Regions from separate parts of the Homo sapiens genome. Here regions 1, 2 and 3 are each linked to region 4. A link is a contact called in ENCODE Hi-C or POLR2A ChIA-PET data. All regions are on one chromosome and are shown on one strand. Each heading gives the region's core, a stretch centred on a gene start or an enhancer-like site at or near the end of the contact. The rest is flanking DNA. Distances are from core to core; before and after follow the strand shown.

Evidence for each region. Hi-C counts contacts between places; a loop is a spot of excess contacts on that map. ChIA-PET counts read pairs that join two places held with the same protein, here RNA polymerase II (POLR2A). Pooled maps may share reads with other maps.
Region 1: a map with no recorded cell type shows a loop between it and region 4 (4-fold over the local background). The contact joins two enhancer-like sites. A Hi-C loop is called at or near these places in 4 of 37 single-sample maps with no recorded cell type and 5 of 50 pooled maps.
Region 2: a loop to region 4 is called in a map of natural killer cell, with 2.7 times the contacts of the local background. The contact joins two enhancer-like sites. A Hi-C loop is called at or near these places in 2 of 168 maps with a recorded cell type or tissue (CD4-positive, alpha-beta T cell and natural killer cell), 1 of 37 single-sample maps with no recorded cell type and 10 of 50 pooled maps. POLR2A ChIA-PET finds 5 or more read pairs at or near these places in 1 of 52 experiments (T-cell).
Region 3: a loop to region 4 is called in a map of CD4-positive, alpha-beta memory T cell, with 2.9 times the contacts of the local background. The contact joins two enhancer-like sites. A Hi-C loop is called at or near these places in 3 of 168 maps with a recorded cell type or tissue (CD4-positive, alpha-beta memory T cell and naive thymus-derived CD4-positive, alpha-beta T cell), 1 of 37 single-sample maps with no recorded cell type and 9 of 50 pooled maps. POLR2A ChIA-PET finds 5 or more read pairs at or near these places in 6 of 52 experiments (CD4-positive, alpha-beta T cell, CD4-positive, alpha-beta memory T cell, activated CD4-positive, alpha-beta memory T cell and 3 more).

What each region holds. Positions count from the first base shown.
Region 1 is chr3:17,397,898-17,400,659 of GRCh38, reverse strand. All of the region lies in intron 8 of TBC1D5 (TBC1 domain family member 5), which reads left to right. Among named protein-coding and RNA genes, the nearest start is that of TBC1D5, 340 kb to the left of the region's middle. Within about 2 kb of position 1,484, at least 3 of the 41 ENCODE cell types and tissues checked have a DNase peak (open chromatin) inside an H3K27ac peak, as active enhancers do.
Region 2 is chr3:16,285,051-16,287,750 of GRCh38, reverse strand. It overlaps OXNAD1 (oxidoreductase NAD binding domain containing 1), which reads right to left. Exons shown (of 9, transcript NM_138381.5): 5 at 1,303-1,409. Among named protein-coding and RNA genes, the nearest start is that of OXNAD1, 21 kb to the right of the region's middle. RefSeq lists a silencer at 1,351-1,490. Within about 2 kb of position 1,435, at least 5 of the 41 ENCODE cell types and tissues checked have a DNase peak (open chromatin) inside an H3K27ac peak, as active enhancers do; they include CD4-positive, alpha-beta T cell and natural killer cell, where a contact is called at or near this core.
Region 3 is chr3:16,308,266-16,310,965 of GRCh38, reverse strand. It overlaps a transcript of OXNAD1 not described here. Among named protein-coding and RNA genes, the nearest start is that of OXNAD1, 44 kb to the right of the region's middle. Within about 2 kb of position 1,250, at least 4 of the 41 ENCODE cell types and tissues checked have a DNase peak (open chromatin) inside an H3K27ac peak, as active enhancers do; they include CD4-positive, alpha-beta T cell, where a contact is called at or near this core.
Region 4 is chr3:16,840,693-16,843,392 of GRCh38, reverse strand. No RefSeq gene overlaps it. Among named protein-coding and RNA genes, the nearest start is that of PLCL2, 43 kb to the left of the region's middle. RefSeq lists an enhancer at 828-1,077. Within about 2 kb of position 1,377, at least 22 of the 41 ENCODE cell types and tissues checked have a DNase peak (open chromatin) inside an H3K27ac peak, as active enhancers do; they include CD4-positive, alpha-beta T cell and natural killer cell, where a contact is called at or near this core.

The DNA.
Region 1 (2,762 bases), core at 235-2,734, 560 kb before region 4:
TCAAATTTTAATCTCCTTTGGCAACACCCTCACAGACACACCCAGGAACAATACTTTGCATCCCTCAGTCCAATCAAGTTGACACTCAATATTAACCATCACAGGAGGGTTCCATATCTTATTCTCTTGAAGACTCTCCCATGGCTCTCTCCACATTTAGATTAAGTCTCCTTGTCATTTCTATATAAATTTTCTGGCAAATACTTAGCTTGTGAGGTAAGGCGGTTAGTCTTATTTTAAGTCCACCAAATTATTTAATTGTAAAAGCTGAATAGCTTGTATAAATTTAGTTTACATCTTTATAAGGTACTATATGATCTAAAATATATGATTTTCATTTCAGTCTATGAGGAATTTCCTAATAATATAAAAGAAGTACAGCCCAGATAAGGTTATAAAGTGTTACTTGTTTTCTAGCTTTGTGATAAGAATTTTTGAAAAAATGTATATTTATGGAGCATCGCTATGTTCCATAATTGCCCTTTGCACTGTGGGGGACAGAGTGGAGTGGTGAATAACACAGATAGGATGCTGCCATCACAGGTTGTATATTTTAGTGTGGTGTCGGGGAGAGTGGTGAGACAGTAAGCATGTATAGATAAAGAGAATAATTACAGAGGGTGATCATTTTTCTGAAGAAATAAGGCAGAGTAACTAGATAGCTAGAAGGAGAGTAGCCAGTGGGATGGCTACTTTAGGAATAGTGATTGGAGAAGACATCTTTGAGAAGATGACATTTGAGCTGAGATGTGAAAAAATTTAAAGGCCAGACATCTGAAGAACTAGGGCAAGAACATGTAGACAGAGGGAGTAGCTAGGGCAAGGTTAGTTTCTCAATGAAAATGAGCTCAGTGTTTAGAGGAGCAAAAAGAAGTCAGTTCGGCTAGAGCAAGTGCTTTAGAGAAGGAAATCTGAGAGGAGAGCAAAGGCCAGGACAGTCTTGTAGACCACAGTAAAAAGTAAAGATTTATTCTGATTGCAATAGGAAGCTTTTGGAGGACATTGAGCAGTGGCATGATACCTACAAAGATAATTATGGCTGCTGTGCAGTGGGGCAAAGGTGGATGTAAGAATGGAAGCTGGAAAAGCAACTAGGAGTCTATTGGAGTATTTCAAGTTAGGTAATGTTAGCGATTTATTAGACTAAAAATGTAGTAATAAAGACAGGAGTAGGTAGATGGGTTGGGGATATGTATTTTATGTTTCAAAATACAAATTAGGGGATCATTATGTGTAGTTTTCTCACATTCATAAGTTTCTGTTCCGTTTTTACTGCTCTGTTTCAGATCCTTTTTACCTCCTGCCCACAGTCACTTACTTGTTTAATTGTTTTCTTGGGATCTAGTGTTTTTCCACTTCCAGTCCATTCCATGTGTTAACAGCCTAATCACTCTACTCAAAGCAGATTTATAATCACTCTATTTGCCTAATCCAGAACTTTCTATGACTCCCTGTGCCCTGAAGAAGAATGGACTTACTCAGTTTCTCTAATACATACCCAGTTCCCTTTTAGACAAGTGCTTCTGGCATTATTCAATGAACAGGTTTTGTGCTTTCCATTTTCAATGTTTTGGAATCTTTCATGCTCTCCTCTGCTGGAATGCTGCTTCCCTCTGCTTCCTGTTAGATTCCTAACAGCTAACCATTCAAGGCCTGAGTTCATCACCCAAGTTTATGAAACATTTTCCAGTCTTGGCAATTGGAAATCATTTGTGCCTAGTCTGTGTTCTATAGAATTTTCTTAATAACTTTTTAATATTATTTAATTTTGTTTGGTCTTTTATTTATTTAGGTCCATCTGTCAGTGTATTCAATACATTTATATTGATCTCCTTAGTGTACCAGGCACTAGAGATGCCAAGATAAATGTGATATGGACCCTTAAGAAGCTTACAGAGAAAACAGGAAAAAAAAATTACAATGCAGGATTATTGGTGTCATTAAGAGAAGCAGTATGTACAAGAGCTCTTGTGTTAGCCCAGATCTTACCTTTCAAACCTAGTAGTAAACCCTTTGAAGGCATGGACCTAGTCTTGTTTTTGTCTCACTGGTTATCACCAAGTTGATGCTTAATAAATGATCATTGATTGTGAATCTTATCACTGATGATCAGTGTTGTTCAATTTTAGTAATTATCTCAAACATCTTTAAATTTTCACAGACATAAGCACACTTCAAAAAATAATATTATCAACTTTCTAGTATGAGTTTAAACAAGATAATTTGATTTCATGAGCTGTGATTCTGCCATCATTATTTAATTTATTTGATCTGGATACGTCACTGTATTAAATATTATCTTCCTCTTCAGCCAATTTTAATATTCCTTTATGTCACCCTTTTTTGCCTCAAAGCGTTTTGCAATCATTTCAATTAATTGTTCTTTATCTTAACCTAATGAGGTTGTTACTATTCCCATTTTTATTACTGAAAAAACTGATAATCAAAAGGTAAATCAAGGAATTTCCATTTACAGCATTCTAATTTAGAACTTGAATTGTCTATTCTGAACAAATGTTGCCATGTTTCAAAAGCTGTAACATTAAAAGAAATTCAGTATTATTTAAAATGGTGGAAATAGTGAGTTCACGATAAAATATCATTTCCATATTAGATGCCAAAGAAGTATGTTATTTGGTCTATCAAGGTCTATTCTAAAAATATATATGCAGCATCTATAACATCATTTGCAGATTAACATATTTATAAGCTATTGCCAAATAGTCTCATCTTTTCTTCAAATGTGTTTTCCCTCTCTTGAA
Region 2 (2,700 bases), core at 186-2,685, 560 kb after region 4:
AAGTGCATTACACTTGCAGGCACACCACGGTGGCAGCACAATAACCAATGCACAGGCTTTTCCTAACCAGGAGGCTGGGTCTGAGTCTTGGCAGGATTCAGAGTTGAAGGCACGGAGACAGTGCTTTGCACAGGACACAAACATTTCCACAGAAAGGAAATATGGAAAACAGATCATTACAATTAAAGTTTCCACTTTTCAATATAATGACTGCTAAACCATTTTTGAAGGGTAAATATGTTGCCCGCCCCCTAAAACAGGCAAAATGCATTTAATGTGTATCATCGAACATGTGCAAAGATTGCAGTAAATTGCTTCACAAACCCAAATTATTGCAATCAGCATCTTGTTTTCTAGTTCTAAATTCAAAGGCAAACTATTAACACACAAGACTGCTAACTCTTGCTATTATCACACTTGCTATTATCACACATCCTCCTTCTAACAAAACCACATTTCCAGATGGACTGCCAAAATTAGTCAAGTGACTCCTAAGAAACACTATCAAGACTGACATGCCAGAAATCCATTTAGAAATGAATGCTTTATTAAAATAAAGGACACACACACCCAAACACACCTTTCCTAGGGAAATTCAAGTTGCTTTCCTTACAATTGAACTTGAATTGAAGCTCAGGGAGGCCCCATTCGGAGGAAATGTTACCCAGTCAGCATGCTGATCAGTCCCGAGTCAAATGGGACAGACTTATGATTTGTGTGGGGGTTCTGGGGAGCTGGGCCTGACTGGGGAATCCTGATAACAAATTAGGCAAAGTATTTAAATTCAACCCAAATAAGGTACATATGATAGACAAATTCAGTCAAGAGGGTAGTGAGCCCTGTGATGACATCACTAGTTCCTCTTCTCTTCAGGATACTTTGTTTACTCTGCATTGGACACGAAGAAGACTACTTTTAAAAAACCTATGAATCTCCTGCAACACGTAACTCAAGGAGATTAGATTACTGAAGTGCATTCTGTTAGCAACCATTCCTGAAGAGTCTAATTATCAGAGCTGTCAGTTCCATGGGCCAGAACTAGCTTTGTTTGAATGTGGAAAACACAAGACAGCAATTTTCATATACGACTGAGGGAGCCACGGGCTCAAAACCCAAGTGGGCTCTGAGGCCAGAAAAGGAATCAGATCCTCTGTGCCAACAAAGGCTCACCCTGAGCAGATATGATTTAGAATTCCTCTTCCTCAAGGGAATGGCTAGCCTTTTCCAGGAGAAAAAATAATACCTTCTATCTGATGGCACCTTCTTGAACATACATACATGGAACACAGAAAAGTCACTTACCACTGGCCAGCTTTAAAGGAAAAGTCTTGATCAGCAACAAGCAAGCGGAGGCTCTTCACTGACGGTGACTCACTGGCAGCTCCACACACCTTAGCTGCTGACACAATCTAAAACCAAAAGATGAACTGTGGCTGAGGTTAGTGCGTACACAGCACAAGGGACAAATGGTGGCATCCTGAGAACTAAGGTTTTTGAAACCTACAAAGATGTGGTTTTTGAAAATTGCCAAACAAGGTAAAACACACTTTGCTTTAGTTCAGCCTACCACCATGTGAATACATTTTAATTAACTTTTTTTTGAGAGACTTGCTATCATACTAATTTAATTTTATCCTACATTCAAAAATCATCTATTCAAGGGATCTTTTAACCGGCATTTATCTGATGAGTATCCACAATGTGCTGTGCACTGGGCTAGGCACTCTGGGAAGAGCTCAGGGAATTGGAACTCTGTAAACAAGCCAGGGTCTTATCAAGGAGCTGCCGTTAAATTCTCCATCAGCACTGGGCAAAGTGAGGCCCACTCTTGCTTCTGGGGGTGTAAGGAGCCCACAAAGAGCTAATTTCAGAAATCAAAAGCAGGCACTTAGAAACTTTTAACAATTTCACAGAACAATCTTGTGCCTATTGAGTCTAGTAACAGAAAACAAAATGGGTTTGCATTCTTCATGTCTTTGTTTTTAATTAATTTTCAAATTCATTTTTTATCACACGATATTTTATAAAATGGAAACAGATCACAATCTTAACAATAAAAAGAGCCCTTCCCTACAGATAATTTGAGAAGCACTATTTTTACATGATGTATCTGATTTCTGGAAAGCCTTGAATAGGTTTGACTCGGGAGCTATGCAGGTATGTGCCATTCATGGCTCAACACCCCTCAAATTCAAAAGGTATCTATTTCCTTTATTCTTTCATCTGCTTTGTGTTTCTTTGTCCTGTAAGCCTGGGACATCTTCACAAGCAAAGAAAAAAGACAACATGACTCTTTCCTTCCTCAACCTTCTATGTCTGTTCATCTTTACTTGTGGCAGCAAATCAGCAACTAACCAAAATATAGCCCTCTCCTTGGAAAGTGTGACCTTCACAGCTCCACCAAAGGGTGCTTTGGAAATCTGTCAAGGTCAATGAACGTCCCATCCTAATGCTAGCTCATGCAGGCCCTCTACTCCAATAGGACTACTAAATCTCATCAAACTATTAGTGGAGACCATTTTCAAAAATCCACTGGATAATTCTCATGATGGATGGTGGTCTCTCTCACCACCTCAAAGTATCTTCTAGTATTATCTACCTTTCTCTCCCTCCTGCAAAATACCTAACCTTTCTTTCTCCATATTTTTGTCAACCCTCTCTTGCTCCTCTCCTAAAAATCAACTGGGGTAATTTTCCATT
Region 3 (2,700 bases), core at 1-2,500, 530 kb after region 4:
CAGGCTGGAGTGCAATGGCACAATTTCGGCTCACCACAACCTCCACCTCCCAGGTTCAAGCAATTCTCTTGCCTCAGCCTGCCGAGTAGCTGGGATTACAGGCATGCACCACCACGCCCGGCTAATTTTTACATTATTAGTAAAGACAGTGTTTCTCCATGTTGGTCAGGCTGGTCTTGAACTCCCGACCTCAGGTGATTTGCCCACCTTGGCCTCCCAAAGTGCTGAGATTACAGGCGTGAGTCACCGCGCCCAGCCCCAAATGATTTCTAATGGTAATGTTGGCAATTCCAGCAAAGCCCTGAGCCAGGAATTGGTGGAGAACCACCCTGGTTGTCAACTGTAGGGACTGGGTCTTGAAGAAAGAGTAGAGATATTCATTCATCCAGAGACAGTTTTAAAACATGATCCCATGTTGCTGACTGGCTTTTCATCCTTTAATGTGGTAAAACTTGTGTATTTAAATGTGTTGCTCACTAGTCATTAAGTTCAGTTTGGATTTGGATTTTTCTGTGGCCTCTAAATAATATAAAGGCTTAAAGATAGTAAGAAATATATTTCACTTATTAGGGTGAGCATTAAAATGCTTCCTATAATGGACCTCTGATTTCATGAACCTTCAGTCCTGGGTACCTCCTATCTTGTTGATTGTTCAATGAAAAAAAAACAAGAGAATCAACTTAGAAGAAAGAACAACTAGCAAACTTACCAGTTTCTAGGTCCACAAAATGCGTAAGTTAATAACTGTCTAAAACACTTCCTTTTTATGAACCTGGGGAACTATCAATCCAGTCCCTGTCTCAGTCAAGTACACCTTAAGCCCCAATGGGCAAATGTCAGTTTTATTTCTTACTAACGGTAATTCCACTATTTCTCTTGAGCCCTGACTCCAGAATTTAATCAGCAGTATAGTCCAAAAGTCCCCTGTATCAAACCAAACTTTTCCCTTGCTTCAGTCCAAGACAATGTCTTCTTATTCTGTCAACCCCAGAGATACAAACAATAGTCATCCCAAGAATCAATCAAATATTTGAAGAGAGTTAAGATACTCCTTAGACATCTCTCAGTACAGTCAACCTTGATCTCTAAGGCCCATTTTTCTATCATGAAATTATAGAAAGGTAAAGCTGAAAGCAATTTTAAATTGCATAGTCCTACCCACAGCGACAGATAAGGAAAGCAGGTTTCAGAGAGAGGTGGAATGAGTCACACAGGAAACAAGTTGTAGAATGGGCATGATTTAGGTCTCTTGAAGCCTGGTGTCATGTTCCTCCCACCATCCCACACAGCCAACCAATCTGCCTCATTTTTTGTTTCTTCTCTCTGGGCTTCTATAGTCTCTAAGACAGACAGGCCTACGGAACAATCAGAAAATTCAATCAGAAAATTGTTAGTTAAAAAAATCACCTTTCATCTAACTGATTAGGGGAAAAGACAGACAGGCCTACGGAACAATCAGAAAATTCAATCAGAAAATTGTTAGTTAAAAAAATCACCTTTCATCTAACTGATTAGGGGAAAAAAAATACTTAAGTATGAGACTGAGGGTATCTAATGTTGGCTAGAAATGGGCACTTTCATACCCTGTTAGAATATAAACTGATTAGGCATTTTATAGGGTAACTTGGTAATACTAGTCAATTTTTTATTCAGAAATGGCACTTCTAGTAATTCTACAGGAGTATGTGCAGAAAAATTATACAAACAGGTTTACTGCAATATTGCTTGTAATAGCCAAAAACTCCAAACAATTTAAATGTCCATCATGGAGATATGGTTAAGTATATTATGGTATATAGCAAGAATTTGAAGTGTATTAAAAGAAAGAGAGACATAGTTGTATAGGTACCCACAGTTGTATATGTATACAAGATTAATATACCATAAAATTTCTAAAAGGATACCCAGCAAGTTTTTTATACAGAAGTTCCTTCTAGGCAAGGGAATAGGATGGGGGAGAAGAGAACGTCAGCATTTTAATCTATATAATTTTATTTAATATTTGTGGTCACATTTATTAGGTAATTAAAAAATTATTTAACAATTTTTGGTCATATTTATTAGGTAATTAATTTTTAAAAAGGAAGAGATAAAATCTTGTTATGCTCAAATATAGCAAAATAGGACATGGGGATGAGCTGGAAGGGGCCAGGTTAGGCTGATGAGCTCCTGCAGGTTTTAAGAATTCAGAACAGACCATATGAAGATGGCTGCTCAACAACTATAAAAGTTTGGATTTCTGGGCACGAAACATTTTAAAATGCATGCCTTGATTTTATGGCACATTAGGAGGTATCTACATGTCATCACCACACTGCTAGCTTATTGTATGTTAAGAAAGAGTAATATTAAAGACCAGACATCTCACTGTTTAAGATGAGAACAGTATACTTCTTTTGAGTTTTAAAATAAAATAAGATGAAATAACGGCTCTCAGGTTAAATTATCAGATCATCTGCAATAACCAGGAATGGAGGAAATTGCTGTTTTCCATTCAGACAGGAAAAAAAAAATAGGAGCAACAAGACATGCCCTTGGATCATTTGACAATCACTGCATCCACACGTGTTTGTGCTGTGAGTCCCATATAACAATCCTCCTACCCTCCAGAGCATGGGTGCAGCCTTTCCCACTCTGCTACCCCTGGGCCCCTAAGATCCATCATTCCAGTGACTCACCCAGTCATCCATTTGCTATAGC
Region 4 (2,700 bases), core at 128-2,627:
AGGCCAACCCAGGGCAATTTCAAGCCTACCCAGCAAAACCCCAACTTCCCTCAAGGGGCAACCCTTCCTGCTCCCTAAGTGGAGTGCGTGGAATGTGCCTTCTCTTAGGAATATCCTTTCCCACTTCTCCACCTGGCTGACTCCTTCTTAGACATCATTTAGGACTTTGCTACTTGAAATGTGGACCTTGGACCAGCAGCATTGGCATTACTTGGGAGCTTGTTAAAAACGCAAAATCTCAGGCTCCACCCAACCCTGCTGAATCAGAACCTGCATTTTAACACGATCCCCAAGTGCTTTTTGCATCCGTTACAATCGGAGACGCACCAAAGTAAGACATAGCTCAGATATTATCACTTCCTTGAACCCCTGGCTTCGGTGAGGTTCTTCTCCAGGGAGTGCCCACAGTGCCCTGGTCTTGGGCCCACCACAGCACTCACCACACTGAAATGTGTTTGTTGGTTCTCTGTCTCCTACCTGGATGGGCAGCAAAGGTGTCTTATTTATCTTGGCTTCTCCAGTGCCTATAACAATACTGAGTAAACATCAGTTGAAGGAACGAATGAGTGGCTCTGAAGAAAGGTGAAAGCACTCTGGAAAATTAGCATTATGTTGCTAGGAGCCCATCTGGAACCTAATACTTGACATTTCTCTCTCTCAGCTGCTCCAGCTGCCCCCTGCATACATGAACGATTTCTCTAAATGCACCTAACTTCAGCCTTCAGGCCTGAGCCAGCGTTTAGGGTTCTCTGAGTCTTCTGCTTTTAAGCCACCTCATCACGGAACCCAGTAGGAAAACCCCAACAAACAAGGGCGGGCCCTCTGCTGCTTGGCACAGCCACCTCAACAAAAGCTGGGCACTTCCTGTAAGGCCCAACCCTGGGCCTGGCATCCCATCCTGCAGGGGGATCGCCCCTCTCCCTACTTCTGCTCACCACCTCCGGCACTTCCCCCGGTTACTTGGGTTGCTGCAGGAGCTGGGAGCACACCTTGCAGCTGCGGCAGCTTCAGAAGCTCAGATTTAACAAATGCTGGGCCGGCCTCAAAGTTAACTTCAGTTCAGTTTTCAAAGATCCTGCAAACAGCAGAAGGAGACCAGCCTGCTTCTTGTTTCTTGTCAAAGAGCGCTGTTCCCTAATTAGCCTCTCATGCTAACTTGGGGGAGCATCTCTATTCTTAGATAATACAGAAAACTGGTTTTACCCCTTAATAGTGTCTTTCTTTCTTTTGTAAATAGTTTTTTAATAAACATTTTGGTAGCTACATGAGGTTGGGTAATGCCCAAGGCTTTACCAACCTCATTGTGATATTTTTTTCACTTGTAACATATGTGACCACAGATGCTGCCACAGGCGTCACGTGGCCCCCTCACTGTAGCTGGGAGGGGACACACCTCCCATTTCCCTCTGACCACTGGGCTTTGTCTTTTCTCTCTCCTGTCTAAATTACTGAGCTGTCAGATCTAAAAGGACTGTAAAGAATAGAGATGTCATTGCCCTCTTATTTTAAAAAATTAGTAAAACAAATTGCTTTAAGTTTTCTAAACTTTTCAAAGCATTTTTAATGCAATACGTCTACATGCTAATTGTAGAAAATGTGGAAAAGCCAGAAAAGCATAAATTACCCATAATGCTACAATACAGAGAAAAATCACTCAACATCTCGGTAAATTTCTCACTAAACTTCATGTATCCAGAATAATGCATGTGAATGACTAGCGATGGAGCTGTCCTCCACCTTCCAGCCCCCACTGATACTTCAGGAACTTGGTAATAATACAAACCTGCACTTTATGCAGTTTGGAGTTTTATTCCTACTTACAAGATTATGAGTGGGTTTATTGTACTTCTATAGTTGAGCTGAAACTACGGCAGTCCCTTCTCACCTGCACTTTCACTTTCCAACGTTTTAGTTATTTGCAGTCAACTGCAGTCTGAAAATAGTAAATGAAAAATTCCAGAAATAAACAATTCATAAGTTTAAAATCGTGCAATATTCTAAGGTGCTTGATGAACTCCCACGCTGTCCCACTAGGTCCTCCTGAAATGTGAAATATCCTTTTGTCCAGAATACCCACGATGTATACCACATAGTAGTTGTTTTGGTTATCAGTTTGAAAAAACAGAGAATATATAGGATTCAGTACTATTTGAGGTTTCAGGCATCTGGTGGGGGGTCTTGGAAGGCATCCCATGCAGATAAGCAGATAAGAGGGGACTACTGTGCATACAACTTTGTATACTTCCTTTTTTTTTTTTTTTTTGCTTAAAGGAATATCAAGAGAATTTGCTCATGTTAACACTTTTTTCCCCCATTTTCTAATTTGTCAAATGAGTTTAAATGAGGTGATAAAATTGTTGGAAGTTGGGAGGTTACTAATCTGTTGTAATAAGATTTAAATAAAATAATATATTTTCAAAGTGCTTAGCTTGGGGCCTGGCATATAGTAAACTCTTCATAAATGGTAGCTATGACCATAGATTATTACTAAAATCTCATTTTAATGCCAGCATATTTCATTCTAAGTAGCATATTTAACCACCCACCCTTTTATTGTTCTGAGCTTGTTTCCAATTCTCCCCATTAAAAATTGTAGCACTGCAAGGATATCTTTGAGTATAACTTTTTGTTTCCTTTACAAAATTATTATTTCTTTAAAATAGATGACTCGGTTGAAAGATATAAACATTTTAAAGGCTT